2 separate regions of the Mus musculus genome follow, and region 2 is linked to region 1. A link is a loop called in an ENCODE intact Hi-C map of the cell type or tissue named here. Cell type or tissue: left cerebral cortex. All regions are shown on one strand. Each heading gives the region's core, and the rest is flanking DNA. Links, peaks and the distances in the headings are about the cores only. Region 1 holds the start of Gm39494 (a long non-coding RNA gene). Region 2 has its middle 97 kb from the start of Gm39494.

Region 1 (5,371 bases), core at 288-5,287:
TTTAGCAGAGGCAGCTCAATCCATTTGCAAACACTTCATGGATACATCAGCAGTCCAGTTCGCTAGAGTTGGGACAGAAAACACGAATCAGCAGCTGTGGCAGGACCTAACAGAGACAGCCAGGTCTCTGCCTGAGCTCAAGTGAACAGGAGGGATCAGCAGGAATACCAGGAGAAGGTCTCAGTTATGCCTCTCTCAGAGAAGAGAAGATCAGCTAAGACCTACAAGCTCTGCACAGCTAGCTGTAACAGAAAGCCAAGTTCTGTCTGTCACTTCGTGGAGTCCTATTTATACCTTCCGAACATCATGTGTCCTCCACGGGCCTTGCCTTAGCCCAGCTTTTGCCTTAGCACATACATCCAACTAATCATCCCCAGTTTGCAGCCCTGACAAATGCAGCTCAACTATGCAATGCAAGGCAGACCAATACTTGCGTGTTGTTAGCAAACAGTCTTTCATAATGTGTCCTTTCATGTGTGCTTGCCTTAGCAGAGCATCCTCTCTCCTGTGCCTGCTTCAGCAAAATGTTCCTTCATGAGTCTGCCTTAGTCTTTCACACCCATGTCCACTTTAAGGAGATGTTCCTTCACGTGTTTCCCTAGCAAAACACCATCCAACCGACTTTCCAAAGAAGCCTTACGTGTCCACATCAACGGAATACCCAGATAGGGGAAGGAAAGGACCCTAAAAGGAAAACAGGCAATGCTAAGGCAGAATCAAGTCTGTCACAGGTTTTCTCTAGACAGTTCAAGCCATGTAAGGGCCACCTAGAGGAACACCACACACTAGGCACAGTCATGGTGAAGGAGAGTTGCTAGTTTTCACCATAAACAAGTCTCTGCACTTAGCAGAGTGTCTGGTTCATGGAGACAGGGAACGGATACATCAAAACTCGAGCTAGGAGTGATGTGGCCCTCAGAGGACAGTAGCTTCACAAGGGAGGCTGCTGCAGTTGAGCCCAGGGCAGTTCTCCCTCTGGGTGAGAGGGTGCACCTTTGTTCCACGCTCTGTCTAAGAGCAACACAGAATGAGCCATCTGAGTAGATGACCCCTGGAGGCTGGTGAACAGAAGTCACTGTTGCCTACCATGATGAAAATGAACACACATTTGTGCAAAATAGCAATCTTCATTCAGGGCAAGGATACGGTAGGGAAATGGGTGCTGGCTCTAAATCTATCTTTGTCTGTGGATGCTAAAACCGTCCTCCTTCTTGCTCCTTCAGCTAATTGGTCACCTATCCCTAATGTGATATTTGTTATATTAATCTGTTACTGAAATTGTTTCTGGGCACTCTTCAGACCAAGACCAGAATCACTAGATTTTGCTCACTTCATGGGGCCTCTTTTGATGACACAGAGCCTCTAGACTAGGCGACCATCAGACTTTGCTGCATGCTTACCTCAGATACATTTTGTTTTAATGTTTGCCAGGAGGTGATAGCGAGGAATTCCTGTCAGAGGCTCTTTCTGATGGCAGTATCCCTGGCCACCGTCTTTTTTCAGGTACCACAAACTCCTGTTAGGAGATAATGATACCACTAAACTAGGTAACAACAAGCCATGATGCAATATTACTGGAGCAAACTGTCTAATACAAGGGCCTCCACCCAATATCCAGGAAGGAGGAAGCCATGCCAGAAGAGTGACGGTAGATGCCCCTGGGCCAGGACTAGACCTTTAAGGGTTTGTGTTCAGGGATTCTGTCTGGGTATTTCTGTTTTTGTAAATTTCACAAACCAAAGTGAACTCTTAAGAATGGAACTCAAAGTCAGGGCTCCCCCCCCCTTCTCTATAGCACAGGCAGTGGAAGGGGGAGGCAGGTACATACCTGAACCCACAAGTCTGCCCTTTGATTTTTCAGGAGGTATTTGAATAAGTGGAATGGATTCCAGAAGGAAGCTGCTCTCAGACATGCCCCACCCTCTGAATTCCCCTGATTTGTAATTCCTTCGCCCAAAGGTACAGCCAAAAGAGGTGTCTTAGGCTGAGTTTACTGTAGAGCAAAATTTGCGTCAGAGATTTGCATGCAAGAAATTTGTTGGTATCACCCTCAAGAGCCACATCTATAAAGGAGGGAAGGCAGGCGGCAGGATGGGGCAGAGAGAACTTAAAATGTAATGCTGTGGCAGGGGCCTCAGCTGACACCTCAGGGAACTCTAGCACTGACGTGTCTGCGGAATCCCCCCAAACAAAGGATGTGGGCTTTAGTAATTCGTCCCATCCAGATGGAGGAGGTATGACCTTGGACAAAAGGTCCTTTCAGGTGAAAGCAGATCCCAGAGAGGGACTGAGTAGGGGACAGAGAGAGTATGTAAAAAGGCCCCTGGAACAGCACAGCATCAGCCACAAGAAGCCAGAAATGCAAACACCTGCGAGAGCAGCTGTCTGGTTCCTTCAGATAACAAGGACTGAAGGCTCGCTTTCAGATCCTTCTGGATAACGTTTGGCTATGGGTCATGGAAGGGGATCTGAGCTTGACAGGAACAGAACCAAGGTCTCAGATGAGAAAAGAGCCAAGGGAGAGGAATGTGGCCTCAGACTCCACTCAGTAGGCATAAGCTTGCCTGGGACTAATTGTGCAAAGAGCTCCTTCACTCCCCCACCCGCCACCCGCTGGCCTTGAAGTGTCCAGATGTCCTATAAAGCAAACCTTGCTTTCTGTGCGACTGTAGGCAGAAATCGGCAGCTCTTTCTGTTTTCTTCCCCTTTGGCAAATGAAAACTGGGCCGGCCACATTCAAGGGCTCATTCAAACACAGCTTCTATAAATCCATTCAGGGTTGCCTTTCTCTTTAAAAGCAAATCAGGAGGTGGGGTGCTTTGGGGAATGGCTGAGTGGTAAGACAATGCTTCCAGAGTGTGAGGACCCAAATTGTAAAAGGCTGGACATGGGTGTAGTTGGCTTTTGCCCCGGTATTGGGAGGCGGAGACAGGCACGTTTCAAGAACTGTCTAACCAGCAAGCCTATATGAGAAAAGGCGCTTCCAGTTCTGTCTCAAGAAACAATAGATGAAGAAGACACGTGACGTCTTGCTCTGGTCTCTGAATGCTTGCTCCCTGCTGGGCATACCCACTCTCTCACATACATACACCACATACACACAACCCCGCAACACACACGCACACTCAAAGTGGCTCCATATTTTCTAAGCGGATTTTTATCAAATCCTTCTCTGTAGGCAGCTCCTGTCCCTCGTGAAGTCCTGTCAGCACTGTGAGCCAGTGCCGGAAAAAGCCTACCAGACATGCGCCTGGAGACATTTGCATTTGAGTGAAAGGGCTGATGGTCTTGGTCTCACAGTGAGGCTTTTCTGGGGTGGAAAGTGAAGTGGCAGCGGGAAGCAGACCGCGACCTAATTAGTAGTTTGCTCTCTGAGGCTGGCCTCCTTTTTGCGAAAGCCAAGCCGACACTTGTACGTCCCTAAAGCAGCTCTTGCCTCTTCCCAGCCTGGCCAGGTGGGCTTAGAGCAGTGCCAGCCCAGCTGTTACCCCAGGCCAGATGCCCTCCTGGGAAGAAAGCGCCTCTCCCCTGCTTCCCACCCCCAGCTCTCCAAGTGGGCTTGGGAAAATAAGCAGTCCGCTCAGCATGAAATCCCCAGGGAAGGAGGAAAAAGAGATGGCAAAAAGCTTTCCGTATCTCTTGGGGGTTGGGCAGACTTGCTGCCTTGAGCAGAGCACAGAAAATGTGCGATGGGGGTGGAAGACACAGAGGGTCTCCCGTTGTGGCTAGTGGATGTAGCCCCCAACATCTCACACCTGTTGTTGTCTGCTGTGACCACATGTGCCAGTGACCCCCAGGAGCTCTAGATAAACAGGCAAGGAGTGTAATTAATCCATTGTTTAGCATTATTGGAGCTTACTGCTGTGCCGTTTCTTTCTGGCAGCTCTCCCAGGCAAGTAAGGGAGGTTCAGCGGCCTCCCTGATGGTTGTGCTGGACGCAGCAGCTCAGAGAGCAAGGAGCAGGAGGGAAGATTGAGACATCAGGACCAGGGAGGGCAGCCTCTTATTAAGGGAGCCAGACCGGTTGCTAGGGGTGAGGGAAAGACAACATCTAGCTCTCCTCCCCACTAGGAAGCAATGTCTATCTGTCTGACTCCTGCTGAGAAAGCCAGCTTCATGCGCCCTCTCCCTTCTTGGTCCTTAGAGACTGGCTGGGCTGTGAGCATAGCGTGGAGGATGTTTGCCCAGAGGCCTGATCTCGATCTGGTCTTTGTATTAGACAGGCCTGCTTCCTGCCACCTGGTTTCTCCCCTGGACTGTGTGAGTGGCTTTCTTCTCCCACCTCCCATTAGTGACCCAGTCTAAGCAAGGCTTTTAGCATCCTTCCTGTGAGCAAGGATCGATAGTGTCACAGCTCTGTTCAGAAGAATGGCTAATACAATTTCTCACTGAGTCTTCCCAAAAACTCTACGGCTAGATGTTCTCTTTACAGATCATAGTCGGAGTAAAAGGAGGCACAGAGACACCAAGGAATACAATCAAGGTAGCATAGCTTAAAAGTGATGAGGATGCTCTCTCAACAGAGTCTGGCTTCAGAGCCTGTGTGTGCTATGCAATGGTTTCCTGAAGTTGCGATGCTCAGCTCAATCACTGAGCACATTTGGAGCAAGATTTCCTGGTCTCTCCAGGAGGGCATTTCCATTTCTGCTATACAGGCTGAGATTACCTAGCAGAGAGCTGCAGCAGTCTGAATATGGTTTGTCGTTTCCAAAATGTGTGTTGAAATTTGTTTTCCAGCAGAACCATTTTGAAAACTGATGAGAACCTTAAGTAGTGTTTGAGTCATGGTACCTCCGTTCTCATGGACAGACACATGGCACTCTCACCGGACGAGGGCAGTCTCCTCAAGAACAGGTTATTATTGAAGCGATTTTCTGGCTTCTCCTTGGTCTTACTTTCTTTCTTACCACACGACCACTTGTGTTTTTCTCATTGTGAAATCAAACAGGCCAAACCCCTTATGAGATGCAGGCGCTATTCTCTTGCTTTTCCCAGCCTCCAAAAATGTGGCCGAAATAAGTCCCAATTCATCAATTGCTGCTCTATGTATTTTGTGAATGCAGTAGAAGACTAAGTAAGCCTTGTCCACTTTTTTTTTTAAGTTCTGGGCATAGCTTCCATGGTCTGGCATATTTGGAAACTCTAGAGGTAGGAGGTTATTTCAGTTCAGTGTTTCTCAAATCTAATTGTGAAAGGCAGTCACCATTACGGGTGATGTCCTTCCATTCCCTCCACCTTTTGGGTACCCTGCTGGTTTCCGGCCTTGGATTCACTGTTGATTTTCTTCCCCTTCTATCTCTGGTGTGGGCTTAGTAGGACCTAGTCTCTCTGTCCCTGCATTCTATGTGTATCTTGACTGCATGACTGCATA
Region 2 (5,371 bases), core at 124-5,123, 96 kb after region 1:
CCAGCTCATCATCAATTCCAATGACAAGGTTTCCAAGACGAGATAGTCATTTATTATATAGCCCCTGGCCACCTTCTCTAAGGATGGCTACTTGTCAGCAGTTGGGATACTGGCCCTTGCCAGCTGGTTGATGTTCTCAGGCCATTAGTGTGCCTTGGGAGTTCTGGGAGTGGTCACATAAGCTGTTGTAGTCAATGTGAGTTGCTTTGGCTAAATGACACTGTGCTTGAGGGGTAGGGAGGGTACCCCCTTTGCCCCTGTAAATGTATTAATAAATAACAACTGAAGTGACAGAAACACAAGAGCTTCTTTCTCAGACTTATAAAGTTCCACCCCTCCCCAACCCCCAAATCCGGGCCTGGGCCACGAAAGTGGAGAAAGATGGTAAGCCAGGATCTCAGGCCAGCCGGCAACTGAGAGGTTAACTGAGAAGGCACAAAGGGAATATTTAAAATCCTAGCTTCAGCCCCTGCCTGCCTTCTGTTCTCGTAGCCTCATGAATGGACAGTACCAGGATAAAACACACTGCACCTTGCTCCTGCTAATATCCACTCCAGTCCTTAATGCAGCAATCTCCAATCACCTGGCTTATCTCCTCCCACTGCCTCCCAGAAAGGGAGGGAAGCCAGCTTGACTTTGCCCTTGCCTTTCAAGTAGCAAACAAACAAGACAGGAGTCAGCTGGGAGTCAGTTCAAAAGGCCCACACACACCTCTTTCTCTCTCTATCCCTCCCTCCTTCTTCCCGCTCCACCCCAGCCTCTCTCTCTCTCTCTCTCTCTCTCTCTCTCTCTCTCTCACACACACACACACACACACACACACACACACCCTGTCCCTTGCAGGGAGTAGACAGCTATAAATCTATGAGTTACCTTGTTACTACCGGGGGCTAACTTGTCAAAGCGGTAGCTTCTGATGTGGACCACACAAGCGTGCTCCGCCAACCCCCACCCCCCACTTTGTAGTCCCATTCTCTGGTTTCTCTCAGGTTTGGCATCTGTCCAATCCCACAGGAATTCAGCTGATAAATGAATTCATACTCAAAGGTTATTGACTTAATTTGTCACCTCCACCCAGGAGCTATTTGTACTGAAAAGAAATCCACCAGGGAGAGGGCAATGTTTAACTGCAAAGAACACCTTTCTAATGGTGGGGTTTCAGGCAGCCAGGCCTTTGGGCAGTCTCTTTCAGATCAACCCAGAGGCGACTGTTCTCTCAGCAGATTGGTGCTGCAAGGGTATTCCTACTTCAGTGAGCATGGGGATGAGCTCGAGTGTTCATGTAAGACCGAAGACTCTTGAATGCTAGAGATGTGATTCCATCTGGGTGGAGCCCAGGGAATCTGCATTTGAACCCACTCGTCACTTTCCGGCAAGGTGGCCAGCGGACCACATTTTAGGAAACTGCTTCAGTGCTCTGGTTATGTGCTGTGTGGAGGCTGGATGTCCAAGAGCGATGCGTAAGCAGATTTGGTCGCTTCTGAGACTCCCGTGGCTGGCAGCATGACACTTTCCTCCTGAGCTGATGATACACGATGGCCCTCCCTCTGTGAATCTACCCCGGATCTTTCTCTGTGCATCTAAAGTTCTTCCACATGGAAGGAAGACAGGTGACTAAGTCCACCCTAATCATACATTGCCTCACCAAACAGTTGTATTCTGGCCAGCTCTTGTTTGTTTGTTTGTTTGTTTTTCGATACAGGGTTTCTCTGTGTAGCCCTGGCTGTCCTGGAACTCACTTTGTAGACCAGGCTGGCCTCGAACTCAGAAATCCGCCTGCCTCTGCCTCCCAAGTGCTGGAATTAAAGACGTGCACCACCACGCTGTTAGCCAGCTCTAAACAGTTGTATTCTGAGGTCATGGAGTTAAGTAAGTCTTAAGCACATGAAATTTGGAAGAGGGCAAAACGCTGTGTCTAACAGGCATGTAGAAAGGAGAGAGAGAGACAGACAGAGACAGAGGTAGGAGAGAGAGAGGGAGGGAGAAAGAAAGGGAGAAACAGAAAGAAACAGAGACAGGCAGGCAGAGACAGAGAAAAAGAAACAGAGAGACAGAGGCAGAATTTATAAATGGATATCAGGCCATCCACCCAACCCTCCCCTTCCTTCAACACTGCAAGAGAGAAAACATAGGCAGGTTAAAACGGAGTGGGGTGGGGGCTGGGGAGGAAAGAAAGAAAACAGTTTCATGCAGAAATCATTGAACTCCGCACATGACGGGAAGACACCGCGCCCCCTGTTGGCGCCCACAGCCCCTGCGTAGGCAACCAACCACCTTGGCTCACCCTCTAAATTGCCTTGCCTATTTTATCTCCCCTCCTCGCCAGGTTTCTAAGCTGCCTTTCTTCTTTCAGCTTTGCGGCATAGAACAGTCCTTGGCGCTAGCGACAGCGTGGCCGCCTGAGGCAGCCCTGGCCTCCACCTTCGAGGATGTTTCTTTCCCCAGAAAAAAAAAAAAAAAAAAAACTCAGTCCCTTCACCCTCCACATTCACCATCACCATGGGCAATCTAATTACAGCCTTGTCTTAAAAGAGAACTCATTTACAATTGAGACTTCTTCCTTATGAAAACGGAACATCTTGAACTATGTTTTATGGCCTCCTTTTACAAAAATAAAAAAGGAAATTAATTAATTTCCTCGTACACAGGGAAGACTCATGAGGTCTTGGAGGTTGCGCGTGCACGCAAAAGAAGGGTCTCTCTCTCTCTCTCTCTCTCTCTCTCTCTCTCTCTCTCTCTCTCTCTCTCTCTCTCTCTCTCTCCCTCTCTCTCTCTCTGCCTCCCGCTGTGTGACAGTGAAATGCTAAAATGATTTTGGCAGGAGAATATTCTCAAAGGCTGTTCTGATTTCAGCAGCAGCAGTAGAGTATCTGCGAACGCAGGCTGCACCTCTGCCCTGTGGGGCTGTTTCTAATTGCAGGAGGTGAGCCACAGAAATCCTTCCCCTAGCCGGGCCCAGAGAAAGCGGCAAGAAACCTAAGGAAGATAATCGCGTCTGCCACACTCGGCGCTCACCACTTAAAGGAATTAACTTGTTGGAATAAAATATTTCTATGGGTGCAGAAAACTATGCATTAGAATAATGAGGCTGACCCTTCCCTTTCGCGTCGCAATCATAGGGGTTTGTTTCTGCTCTCTCTAATCACAACATGCTATCTTCCTCCTTGCTCACACCTCTGCAGGCAAGACTGGCTGCGAATACTCCAGATTATCACCTTCTCATTTTGAGTGTGAAATAATTGCCCAAGGATGGAAACTGACAAACATGAATGTGAATTTGGGAAGGCAGCCCTCTTGTTATTTAGGAGAGCTGAAGTACAAAAATCCTAAAAGCCAGATTTCTCCCCTCTTTGTACTACTTAGAAAATGATTTCCAGTTTTCCCAAGTCTGGATTGATGTGCAGTCTTAAAGACAATTGGGATATTGATGCACTTAATTAAATATCTATAGTATGGAGCAGCTGGATTACCTGAGGATAGACCCCATGGGTTTCACTCTTGCTGCCACCATTTACTGACTGTGTGATCTTGGGCAAATTACTTAACCTCTCTGTGTCTCAATATTTGTTCCTCTCTAAAAATGGGACAGTAATAATAATGCTTTATGAGATGGCGAGATGAACTAGTATTTGCACTACACTTGATATTGGTTCACAGTTCACACCTGGTTTTATAGCCCTGTAATCCCAGTTACTCAGAAGGAAGAGGCAGGAGGATCACAAGTTCGGGGCCTGGCTAGGCTACAGAGTGAGTTAAAAGACCAGCTTGGATAACTTAGATCACATGTCAAAATTAAAAGGAAAAAGAAAGCAGGAGATGTGGCTTAGTGGTATTTGCCTAGAATGCAAGAGACTCTGGGTTTGATTCCCATGAAGGAAATAGAAAATAGCAATGATCATAGAGAACACTCAGTAGATCGCAGACCACTGTATTTCTACCTATTCAATATTTTCTAAGTACCATGTGCAGTTATAATGACAAGTAGTTATGACCCCTGCCCTGGGAGAGTCTCCCGTAAGTGCATGCCAGGTGTGTGAGCAGTTTATTTTATACAGATTTCAATAAATGCCCAGCAAGAACAATAGTAACCCAACATGGAGGCCATAAGCAGAAAAGTTTAATTGGAATAGGGGATTGGGAATTCCATATGAAGGGAGCAGCTTCTGAAATGGACTTGGACAGAATAAAATGTTTCTGGAAGCAGGGAACAAAAGAAAAGCATTCCAGACTGTGGGAGAAGAAGGAATGGGAGACCTTGGAGGAAAAGAAGGACAGAGCCTGTGACAGCTGATGCAAGTGGTGAGGAAGAGGGCAGGAAGGAGTTCATCTGACCCCCAGCTCTCTTGCCAGGTAAAGGAATCGCAAGTGGCCCAGGAGTAGCCATTCTCTTATGGACCTCCTCTCCAAGAATTTGACCAGAAATTTTAGTGCTGAGCAAAGTCCTATAGTGACCAACTAGTCTAGATCAGAAAGAGTGCCTCATTTCTGTCCGGACAGGTCACTCATTAGCCCCAGAGAACTCTTTGTAGTTCTCTGGGGTACGATGTGGTCGCTATTTAACTGTCACGTAACATGACAACCGAGTGTCCTATTAGAGCTAAAATTTAATTGTGAAGACGGGTACCATATTTAACTGCAATCCTGGGGGGAATTTAGGTTGACAGGCTGTAATTACCCAAACTGGAACCTGGCCAGGACACACCTACTCTTTGCCAAAAGAGCTATGGGCTTTTAACCACCAGCAGGCAGGCAGGCAGGCAGGCAAGCAGGCAGGCAGGCGTCGGAAGCCTGTCTGTAGAGTTGGGGAAGCGACACTTGCTGCCCCACAGCGCCCCCTAACAAAGCTCTGGCCCAGAGCTGGCAGTCTGGGCAGCAGGCCCTTACTGACCTGCCACGCACACATTAGGCAGTTGCCTCTCCAAGCCCCTCTTCTGCCCCCACCTGGCTGCAATCTATCAGGAGTTCCCAGACACTTGCCATTTAAGTCTCCGAGGTCCTGCAGTCGCGTTTTTTGCTGGGTCTTTACCTGTGTCTGACTGTCCTGTGTGTCTCGCCCTGGGCTCTGCTGCTTCTCCCTTATCACGACAGAAGTGCTTGTCCTGCTAAAATAATTACCCATCCGAGTACAGTAGTGCTCACCCCCAGCTGCTGTTTCTACATAGACATCAATTAGAAGCATCTTTTTGCTGGCCAAGTGGACTGATCTGGCCAGTTCCCCGAAAATCCCATTAAAATTCTTCCCGAGAGATGCATTGCACTTTGGTAATCCAATGCAATTATTACTAGAAAAAAATAATAAAAATTGAGTGGAGAAGAGGCAGAAATACCGTTTGCCAGTGCCACCGAAGGGTTAAAGGGAGAGAGTTCTGGC

What was found. Hi-C counts contacts between places; a loop is a spot of excess contacts. Peaks named below come from ENCODE experiments on the same cell type or tissue, not always from the same donor. Only the 100,000 strongest peaks of a DNase experiment are listed, where the experiment ranks them.
Region 2: it touches region 1 in a loop (2.9-fold over the local background); 2 of 42 quality-filtered maps call a loop at or near these places.

What each region holds. Positions count from the first base shown.
Region 1 is chrX:10,989,193-10,994,563 of GRCm38, forward strand. Gm39494 (a long non-coding RNA gene) reads right to left here and starts at 2,765. Exons shown (of 3, transcript XR_878055.1): 1 at 2,651-2,765; 2 at 1,401-1,516; 3 at 1-62. In left cerebral cortex, for the core only: no CTCF peak of the experiment used is centred there; DNase peaks (open chromatin) are centred at 2,669, 2,797 and 3,382; H3K4me3 peaks cover 974 bases; H3K27ac peaks cover 1,275 bases.
Region 2 is chrX:11,085,828-11,091,198 of GRCm38, forward strand. No RefSeq gene overlaps it. Among named protein-coding and RNA genes, the nearest start is that of Gm39494, 97 kb to the left of the region's middle. In left cerebral cortex, for the core only: CTCF peaks have their summits at 2,254 (motif pointing left) and 4,849; DNase peaks (open chromatin) are centred at 1,242, 1,402, 2,245, 2,883 and 1 more place; H3K4me3 peaks cover 310 bases.